2 separate regions of the Homo sapiens genome follow, and region 2 is linked to region 1. Evidence: read pairs that join two places in POLR2A ChIA-PET (ENCODE). Cell type or tissue: PC-9. All regions are shown on one strand. Links, peaks and the distances in the headings refer to the core of each region. The heading gives the core; the rest is flanking DNA.

Evidence for each region. ChIA-PET counts read pairs that join two places held together with the same protein. Peaks named below come from ENCODE experiments on the same cell type or tissue, not always from the same donor. Only the 100,000 strongest peaks of a DNase experiment are listed, where the experiment ranks them.
Region 2: POLR2A ChIA-PET joins it to region 1 with 15 read pairs; 2 of 35 experiments call an interaction of 5 or more read pairs at or near these places.

The regions. Positions count from the first base shown.
Region 1 is chr10:5,018,020-5,023,251 of GRCh38, reverse strand. No RefSeq gene overlaps it. Among named protein-coding and RNA genes, the nearest start is that of AKR1C2, 17 kb to the right of the region's middle. RefSeq lists a cis regulatory region at 2,662-3,019. In PC-9, for the core only: no CTCF peak of the experiment used is centred there; DNase peaks (open chromatin) are centred at 731, 1,121, 2,831 and 4,111; H3K4me3 peaks cover 1,129 bases; H3K27ac peaks cover 5,000 bases.
Region 2 is chr10:4,938,776-4,944,269 of GRCh38, reverse strand. No RefSeq gene overlaps it. Among named protein-coding and RNA genes, the nearest start is that of AKR1C1, 22 kb to the left of the region's middle. RefSeq lists a cis regulatory region at 2,241-2,812. In PC-9, for the core only: no CTCF peak of the experiment used is centred there; DNase peaks (open chromatin) are centred at 1,259, 2,559 and 4,299; H3K4me3 peaks cover 669 bases; H3K27ac peaks cover 5,000 bases.

The DNA of each region.
Region 1 (5,232 bases), core at 1-5,000:
CGGAAGGCACTGGATTCTGCCAGTCACCCATGACCTTGGAAGCAGGTCATTCCCCACTGAGGCTTCTGGGAGACCCTGCTTTTGGATTATGCCTTCATTGCAGCCCACTGAGGATCCAAGCTGAGGCACTAGCTAAGTTCTGCCTGTCTACACAAAAATCACTACAACTTTTGCAGCTTGAAGCCAACAAAAGGTGAGACTGCAAATGGCAATTATAATACAGCATGGCACACAAGGAAACAGGACACATGCAATCCTGGAAGATGGGGAAGAAGGAGTGTCAGGAAAGGTTTTGCAATGGCCTCTAAGTGGAGTATTCAAGAATTATATGAAAGCGTATTTCATGCTGGGCATGTTGGCTCACGCCTGTAATCCCAGCACTTTGGGAAGCTGAGGTCGGTGGATCACCTGAGGTCAGGAGTTCAAGACTAGCCTATCCAATATGGTGAAACCCCATCTCTACTAAAAACAAAATACAAAAATTAGTGAAACAGGAGCATTTCTGTTATTGATTTTATAGCTGCGAAGGAAGCAGAGTCAGGATTAGTGAGCGATATTCAGAATTATGCTTAATTGGATGCTTTTATGTAAGTTCTAAGAAATTACTGGGTGGTGCCAAGGCTGAAAGATGTGCTGAGATCAACAGGCTTCCCCTGAGTAAGGTAAAGGATTTTGTTGTTAACCACAAAACATGTTTCTTGTGTACACTGAGTATTTCCCAGAGACTCTCATGACCTATTGCTTACTATGGAGGAATCCTTTGGTTCAGATGAAGGAAAGCTTTCCATCAATGCAAGCATTGTGACAACGTTGATTGATGGTTATTGCAACCCAGCTGTCCCTCAGAATGAGTGTGTTCACTGGAGGAGGTGACAGTACCCTCATCAAATTAATGAAAGTAAATGTCTAGGTTTTTAGCAAAAGCATAAAGTCTGAAAGAAAGCATAGCGTACATTAACCAGCTTGCCCTGTAGCCCACTTCCATATAACTGCTTACTCTTTAGAGTCATGTACCCTGTATCACAAGGTCCTAACCTCATAGGTAACGTCTCAAACAGTAGGAAATCTCACGTTTTCCACTCAAGATATTTTCTGCATCATGCATTATAACAGTTCCACAGATGCCATCCAATCTACAGGCCCCTCTGAGGAACTGACTCAGCCCCACAATGCAGTTACCACATCCTTAGGCTTTCATAGTCCACACCCTGGCCAGTCAGCACCCCGCCCTGCTCCTCAGCCCCCTGCCTGCCAAAATTCCCTTGAAACCCCTGTCTAAAACTCCTCAGGGCAGTGAATTCGAAGTTTCCTCCTACTTCCTCGTTTGTCTGCCATTCAATTATTAAACCCCTTTTCTGCTGCAACAGCCACTATTTCTGTGTGTTGATCAGTTACTGCACAATGGGCACAAATATGCGGGTCCTATACAGAAGATCCCCCTGTCAGGTGTCTATGAGAAAGCTCCTGTAACCCCAAGGAGAAAGTGAGGCACGGACAGCGTCTTCCTCAACTTCCTTCCAGAGGATCGCACTACACACCCAACAGCAGGCTCTCAGAAGTCTTAACATATAAAAACGTAGTAGATAGGTAAATAGACTTGCAGAAGGATAGGTTTTCCTCCCCTCAATTCTTAACATATTCACCCTCACTCATGCACATTCTCATGTACAGTTTCCCAGTTACCCTCCCTAATCAGATGCTCTTACCAAACTGTGCCCTGTGTCCGGCTGTGTGCAGTTGGGGGTGAAGGGAAGGGAGGAAGGAAAGACAAGAGACTTGGCCCTGATGGTCCTCAGTCATGGGGAGACCAATCTTAGGCCATGCACTATTCCTTCATTGCCATTGTCAGGGCCATGTTTGCTACTTCTGGGACTGGGTTTTATTACTTTCCTTCACCTTTTCTGCTTTGCATGGGAAATGCAGATACCCATGTAGGCACAAAGGGCATTTTCTTCCCTCTCTCTTCTGAAGTTTTGATAATTAGAGTGTATAAAACAAACTGACAAGTGAAAGGTTAATATAAAAAGACATGCAAATGTGTATACACGTACATGGACATCAGATTCCTGCAAATAAGAGACTCCAGGGCGTTCCTGTTGACAGAGGGTTTCATCACATCCTGAGGCTACGGAGAGAACAGGGGTTTGGGGTCTCTGGGGGAGGTGGAGTCTCAGGTAATGGGGGAGTGGAAGAGACACATGGTGAGCCAAGGCTGTCCCCACATAGATGTGAGCCTCTCAGGGGCTCCCCAAGCTGCTCTCAGGAAGGCAGGTGGCGGCCTGTGGAGAAGCTTCTCAGACAGACCTTTAAAGTGTCAGGATCTTAGTCTGTTTTTCCTGGAAGTTAATCTTTCTTTGATCCAATAAGGCATATAAAGGGGTCCTCAGAGAAAGGCTTTTACCCTCTGTTCACTTCACTAATGTACATTTCCTCAGCACTTACAAATCTCTGCGAGAGAAGAAAGCTTTTCAGGTCTTTCTGTGTGTCGGCAGCCTCTCTGAATTGTGACCCCTCTGAATAGTCATATAAAAATATGCCAGAAAAGTACATTTTGAGTAGCACATTTTGCTTTCCTTCACCCTGTGTAACACGTCTTAAAAACAAGAGTGTACCATGAGGTCCACAGCCGGTGGCCCCACTCCTGCCTCCTGAACAAAAGCTTCAACAAAAGGGATAATTTAAAAATGAGCAGCTCTATTTCATGGGCCTCTTTCCAACCACCTGGCACTAAAGTAAAAGACCGGTGCAACTCAGAACAGGTGCAATGATCCAGGCTGGTGATTGGCAGGTCTAAAATGCCACCCAAGTCCCCTAGTCACTGTGAGTCAGCAAGATTTTCCAGAGAAGGAGGTTGGAGATAACACTATCAAATCACTTTTAGATGATCATGCCTGGTGAATGTGAGTGCCTTAATGAGGGGTGGGGTAGAGCAGGCATGTCTGATACATGAAAGCAAATGGGCCTGCTCCACACATCGCTCAGCAAACAGCCGTCTCAAGCTGCTCTTCTCTTATTTAATAATGAGGCAGTCACTTGCTTCAACAGAAAACATTTTCAACTGACTACATTATCCCATAAAGCAAAGGTATACGGTTGAAATCATATATGTTCTTAACATTTCTGGACCCTCCTATACCTATGAATAAATTTAAATGACTTGCTTATTCCAAAATGAAATTCCTATGTTATTTAGAAAACATGTTGAGGAAAATATTGGACTGGAGAGAAAAACAACTCACAAAGAGTCCTGTACTCTTCCGGTGACCTACTTCGCATTTGGAAGTTTGGTTACTTTTTATGCCAATCAAAACATCCTGCCATGTAACTATGGAGCATGTTCAGTAAAATCAAATGTTTTACCCACACAGAAAATAAAAATGAACTTTAATGTTTTTGCCTTGGTCTTCAAAAATGCACCCAAAGGAGAAACACTGCATTTCCCAAACAGGACAAAGTGATTTGGTGCCAATCTCTTAAGAATGAAGAATGAAGTGTTTAGCTAGTTTGAGAGTCAAGAAAAACTGAGAAATGCAGAACTCAAGTTTCCACTTGAAAATCATTGTAACAAGTGACAGGAGGAAAGAAAATCCTGTAGTCTTGGCATGACCCATCATTTTTAAGGGATTTTTCTATACCATCTCTGTTTATTGATTGTATAACCCTGGATGCCAAGAAGGTATAAAATCCCATGTCCAGGCATCAATACAGGCCCTCTGCTCTCAATGAGAGAAAAATACCTAGGACTTGTGGGGATACAAGGAATCCTTTGTCCAAGTGATTAGTCTTTGGTCTTTAACACTCAGCCTAGTACATTTTGGGTTGGGAGAGGGGAAAAATGGGGAATATTAACCTCATCACTAAACTAACACTAATATTCTTTAGTGGAAAAAAGGTTATCCTGTCGAACCAGCAAAATGGCTAGAGGTTTCTGCAGACATTCTAGTTCATCCAAAAGTTTTAATTAATTTTAATAATCTTAGTGAGGTGCTAAAAGAGGGACCCTAATGGGATGTGAGACTCCCAAACTCAAAGAGATTCTAGTTTCATGAAAAGCAAATTCTGTGACTTCACAAACTAGATATTTCATTAAGGTCACAATGTAGCCAAGCAATTCTGGGCATGACTGTTTAAAACAGGAATGTGAAACCAGAGCAAAGGCAGCCCTCCTTTGGCTGGGCGATGGCATAGCAGACCAGGAACTTTCCCCCACATGGTGCTCTATACAGGACAGGGGTGAATCAGCTCAGCTACACCATGTGCCTTAGAGACTCTGAACATGAGACATGTGGAAAAAGACCCTAAAAAACAATTACAGGCAGAATGCAGGAAAAACAGCCAGATCACCAGGCGTGGTGGCTCATACCAATAATTCCAGCATTTTGGGAGGCTGAGCCAGGAGGATCTCTTCAGCTCAGACCAACCTGGAACACACCACAAGAACTTGTCTCTGCTAAAAGGAAAAATTTTAAAAATTAGCTGGGTGTAGTGGCACCTGTCTGTAGTCTCAGCTACTTGGGAGGCTGAAGTAGAAGGATTGCTTGAACCCAGGAGGTCAACGCTGCAGGGCACTGTGATTGCACCATTGCACTTAAATCTTGGCAAAATTTTTTACAGTGGCAACACAGGTTATGGGATGGAGAGAAGAACAAGCCTGGCTAGCAAACGAGGTTTCATTATTTAGATGAAATCTCCCAGGAAGCAGCCCTCAGAGAGAACAGCTGGGAAATGTTTTTCTTTAGACCTTTAAAGGTATCAGATTCTCAGTTAATCTTTCTTCTATCCAAGAGAGATTCTCAGAGAAAGCCCAGCTGTAACAATGCAAATTTTCTCTACAGATGCAAGTCTTTCCCACTAAAGACAGCTTTTTGGCTCTTCTCGTATTTCCTGCCCTTCTGAATAGCTGTCTTGAAATGTGTCAAAGAAATTTATTTTAGTGCAAAATGTATTGGTTCCCTTGAAGCTCAACTCTGACTCCAAGTAAGACAAGAGGGGATTTATAACCATAGAGCACGGTGAGGTCAGAGGAGAAAAAATTGCTAAGAGGAAGCACCAGAGGTTAGGGTGGCAACAGCAAGGCAGAAATTCTGGAATACCAAACGATATGGTTTGGTTCTGTGTCCCCACCGAAATATCATGTCAAATTGTAATTCCCGGTGTTGAAGGAGGGGCCTAGTGGGAGGAGATTGAATCATGAGGGCTGACTTTCCTTTTACTCTTCTCATAATAGAATTC
Region 2 (5,494 bases), core at 235-5,234, 79 kb after region 1:
TGGAGGAAGGTGAAGGGGAAGCAAGCATGTCTTCACTTGGCTGGCAGGAGAGGGGGAGGTAGAGAGAGAGAGAGAGAGAGAGGCAGAGAGAGAGAGAGAAAGAAGGTGGAGGTGCTACATGCTTTCAAACAACCAGATCTTATGAGAATTCTATTATGACAACAGTAAGAGGAAAGTCAGCCCCCGTGATTCAATCTCTTCCCACTAGGCCCCTCCTCCAACACTGGGAATTACAATTTGACATGATTTTTCAGTGGGGACACAGAGCCAAACCATATCATTTGGTATTCCAGAATTTCTGCCTTGCTGCTGCCACCCTCATCTCTGGGTGCTTTCTCTTAGTAATTTTTCTCCTCTGACCTCACCGTGCTCTATGGTTATAAATCCCCTCTTGTCTTAGTTGGACTCAAAGTTGAGCTTCAAGGGAACCAAAACATTTTACACTAAAATACATTTATTTGACACATTTCAAGACAGCTATTCAGAAAAGCAGGAAATATTAGAAGGGACAAAAAGCTGTCTTTAGTGGGAAATACTTGCATCTGTAGAGAAAATTTGCATTGTTACAGCTGGGCTTTCTCTGAGAATCTCCCTTGGATAGAAGAAAGATTAACTGAGAATCTGATACCTTTAAAGGTCTAAAGAAAAACATTTCTCAGCTGTTCTCTCTGAGGGCTGCTTCCTGGGAGATTTCATCTAAATAATGAAACCTCTTTTGCTAGCCAGGCTTGTTCTTCTCTCCATCCCATAACCTGTGTTGCCACTGTAAAAAATTTTGCCAAGATTTAAGTGCAATGGTGCAATCACAATGCCCTGCAGCCTTGACCTCCTGGGTTCAAGCAATCCTTCTACTTCAGCCTCCCAAGTAGCTGAGACTACAGACAGGTGCCACTACACCCAGCTAATTTTTAAAATTTTTTCTTTTTAGCAGAGATGAGTTCTCAAGGTGTTTTCCAGATTGGTCTGAGCTGAAGAGATCCTCCTGGCTCAGCCTCCCAAAGTGCTGGAATTACTGGTATGAGCCACCATGCCTGGCCATCTGGCTGTTTTTCCTGCATTCTGCCTGTAATTATTTTTTAGGGTCTTTTTCCACATGTCTCATGTTCAGAGTCTCTAAGGCACATGGTGTAGCTGAGCTGATTCACCCCTGTCCTGTATAGAGCACCATGTGGGGGAAAGTTCCTGGTCTGCTATGCCATCGCCCAGCCAAAGGAGGGCTGCCTTTCTCTGGTTTCACATTCCTGTTTTAAACAGTCATGCCCAGAATTACTTGGCTACATTGCGACCTTAATACAAAATCTAGTTTGTGAAGTCATAGAGTTTGCTTTTCATAAAACTAAAATCTCTTTGTGTTTGTCTCACATCCCATTAGGGTCCCTCTTTTAGCACCTCGCTAAGATTATTAAAATTAATTAAAATATTTTGATGAACTAGAATGTCTGCAGAAACCTCTAGCCGTTTGCAGAAACCTCTAGTCATTTTGCTGGTTCAACAGGATAACCTTTTTTCCACTAAGGAACATTAGTGTTTGTTTAGTCGTGAGGTTAATATTCCCCATTTTTCCACCTCCCCTCTCCCAGCCCAAAATGTACTAGGCTGAGTGTTAAGGACCAAAGACTAATCACTTGGCCAAAGGGTTCCTTGTATCCCCACAAGTCCTAGGTATTTTTCTCTCATTGAGAGAAGAGGGTGTGTACTGATGCCTGGACATGGGATTTTATACCTTCTTGGCATCCAAGGTTGAAAAATCAATATACAGAGAAGGTATAGAAAATTCCCTAAAAAATGATGGGTAATGCCAAGACTATGGGTTTTTCTTTCCTCCTGTTACTTGTAACAACGATATTCTAGTGTGAAACTTGAGTTCTGCATTTCTCAATTTTTCTTGACTCTCAAACTAGCTAAACACTTCATTCTTCATTCTTAAGAGATTGGCACCAAATCACTTTGTCCTGTTTGGGAAATGCAGTGTTTCTCCTTTGGGTGCATTTTTGAAGACCAAGGCAAAAAACATTAAAGTTCATTTTTATTGTCTGTGTGGGCAAAACATTTGATTTTACTGAACATGCTCCATAGTTACATGGCAGGATGTTTTGACTGGCATAAAAACTAACCAAACTTCTAAATGTGAAGTAGGTCACCGGAAGAGTACAGGACTCTTTGTGAGTTGTTTTTCTCTCCAGTCCAGTATTTTCCTAAACATGTTTCCTAAATAACATAGGGATTTCATTTGGAATAAGCAAGTCATTTAAATTTATTCATAGGTATAGGAGGGTCCAGAAATGTTAAAAGCACAAGTGGTTTCAACTGTATGCCTTTGCTTTATGCGATAGTAGAGTAAGTTGAAAATGTTTTCTACTGAAGCAAGTGACTGTTTCCCTATGATTAAATAAGAGCAGCTTCAGATGGCTGGTTTGCACTGAAGGGTGGAGCAGGCCCATTTGCTTTCACGTGTCAGAAAAGTCTGCTCTACCCCACCCCTCAATAAGGCACTCACATCCACCAGGCGTGATCCTCTAAAAGTGATTCCATAGTGTTATCTCCAACCTCCTTCTCTGGAAAATCTTGCTGACTCACAGTGACTAGGGGACTTCTATGGCATTCTAGACCTGCCAGTCACAAGCCTGGATCATTGTACCTGTTCTGAGTTGCACCGGTCTTTTACTTTAGTGCCAGGTGGTTGGAAAGTGGCCCATGAAATAGAGCTGCTCATTTTTAAATTATCCCTTTTGTTGAAGCTTTTGTTCAGGAGGCAGGAGTGGGGCCACCGGCTGTGGACCTCATGGTACACTCTTGTTTTTAAGACGTGTTATACAGGGCGAAGGAAAGCAAAATGTGCCACTCAAAATGTACTTTTTTGGCATATTTTATGTGGCTATTCAGAGGGGTCACAATTCAGAGAGGCTGCTGACACACAAATAGACCTGAAAAGCTTTCTTCTCTCGCAGAGATTTGTAAGTGCTGAGGAAATGTACATTAGTGAAGTGAACAGAGGGTAAAAGCCTTTCTCTGAGGACCCCTTTATATGCCTTATTGGATCAAGGAAAGATTAACTTCCAGGAAAAACAGACTAAGATCCTGACACTTTAAAGGTCTGACTGAGAAGCTTCTCCACAGGCCGCCACCTACCTTCTTGAGGTCAGCTTGGCGAGCCCCTGAGAGGCTCACATCTATGTGGGGACAGCCTTGGCTCACCATGTGTGCCTCTTCCACTCCCCCATTACCTGAGACTCCACCTCCCCCAGAGACCCCAAGCCCCTGTTCTCTCTGTAGCCTCAGGATGTGATGAAACCCTCTGTCATCAGGACCACCCTGGAGTCTCTTATTGGCAGGAATCTGATGTCCATGTACATATATACAAATTTGCTGTCTTTTTATATTAACCTTTCACTTGTCAGTTTGTTTTATACACTCTAATTATCAAAACTTCAGAAGAGAGAGGGAAGAAAATGCCCTTTTGTGCCTACATGGGTATCTGCATTTCCCATGCAAAGCAGAAAAGGTGAAGGAAAGTAATAAAACCCAGTCCCAGAAGTAGCAAACATGGCCCTGACAATGGCAATGAAGGAATAGTGCATGGCCTAAGATTGGTCTCCCCACGACTGAGGACCATCAGGGCCAAGTCTCTTGTCTTTCCTTCCTCCCTTCCCTTCACCCCCAACTGCACACAGCCGGACACAGGACACAGTTTGGTAAGAGCATCTGATTAGGGAGGGTAACTGGGAAACTGTACATGAGAATGTGCATGAGTGAGGGTGAATATGTTAAGAATTGAGGGGAGGAAAACCTATCCTTCTGCAAGTCTATTTACCTATCTACTACGTTTTTATATGTTAAGACTTCTGAGAGCCTGCTGTTGGGTGTGTAGTGCGATCCTCTGGAAGGAAGTTGAGGAAGACGCTGTCTGTGCCTCACTTTCTCCTTGGGCTTATGGCAGCTTTCCAGTGGAAACCTGACAGGACAAGCCTCTGTACAAGATCCCCGTGTTTGTGCTCATTGTACAGTAACTGATCAACACACAGAAATAGCGGCTGTTGAGCAGAGAAGGGATTTAATACTTGAAGGCAAACAAATGAGGAGATAGGAGGAAACTTCGAATTCACTGCCCTGAGGAGTTTTAGACAGGGGTTTCAAGGGAATTTTGGCAGGCAGGGGGCTGAGGAGCAGGGCGGGGTGCTGACTGGCCAGGGTGTGGACTATGAAAGCCTAAGGATGTGGTAACTGCATTGTGGGGCTGAGTCAGTTCCTCGGAGGGGGCTGTAGATTGGATGGCATCTGTAGAACTGTTATAATGCATGATGCAGAAAATATCTCGAGTGGAAAACGTGAGATTTCCTACTGTTTGAGATGTTATCTATGAGGTTAGGACCTTGTGATAGGGACTACATGATTCCAAAGTGTAAGAAGTTACATGGAAGTGGGCTACAGGGCAAGCTGGTTAATGTGTAACTATGCTTTCTTTCAGAGTTCGTGCTTTTGCTAAAAAACCTAGACATTTGCTTTCATTAATATGATGAAGATGTTGTCACCTCCTCCAGTGAACACACTCATTCTGAGGGACAGCTGGGTTGCAATGGCTATCAACTTGTCACAATGCTTGCATTGATGGAAAGCTTTCCTTCATCTGAATGAAAACATTCCTCCATAGTAAGCACTAGGTCATGAGAGTCTCTGGGAAACACTCAGGGTACACAAGAAATGTGTTTTGTTGTTAAAAACAAAATCCTTTACTTTGCTCAAGGGAAGGCTGCTGATCTCAGCACATATTTCAGCCTGGGCATCACCCAGCAGTTTCTCAGAACTTACATGAAGGGATCCAACTAAGCATAATTCTGAATATTGTTCACTAATCCTGACTCTGCTTCCTTCCCAGGTGTGGAATCAAAGACAGAAATGCTCCCTCTCCCCTTCTGCTGTGTCTTTCCCCTGAGGCTTTTCTGCACGCCATCACTGCCCAGCTTGGCATCTGTCCTGGGCATTGGTAATAATGTGGTACTCTTCACCCCCTTCTAGCGTTTGATCACTCATCAGGAGCCCTCATCTCCGCGGGGAAGAACACAGAACGTGAGCTCCTGACTTCTTGCTTCTTTCTGTCAGCTTTCATTCTGATATATCCAAGTTGCAAGAGAAAAATAGAGGCGACATGGCATTCACCCTAAACCTACTTTGCATGATGATGTCTGTTACACTTAGAAGAAACATACTTTATTGAAAGAGATGCGTAAGTCCTCCATTCTATCCATTCTCCAGATGACTCTGACTTAAATAGAGCGAGTTTCACTGTCTTGGTGAGTCTATCGCTCTTTGGACACCTCTTCTTCAGGGTCAGAATTCAAGAGAGGGTCCTGGAGGTCTGAATGTTTCTCAGAAGCCTCCAAGCCCTCAGCTGCCCACTTCAAAGCTCACAGCCTCAGCACCACAAGGCACCATGATGTCCCCAGGGTAATTTCCTTAGGCTCTCTCCCACTTTTATTTCAGTCATCAAAAGAGCCCA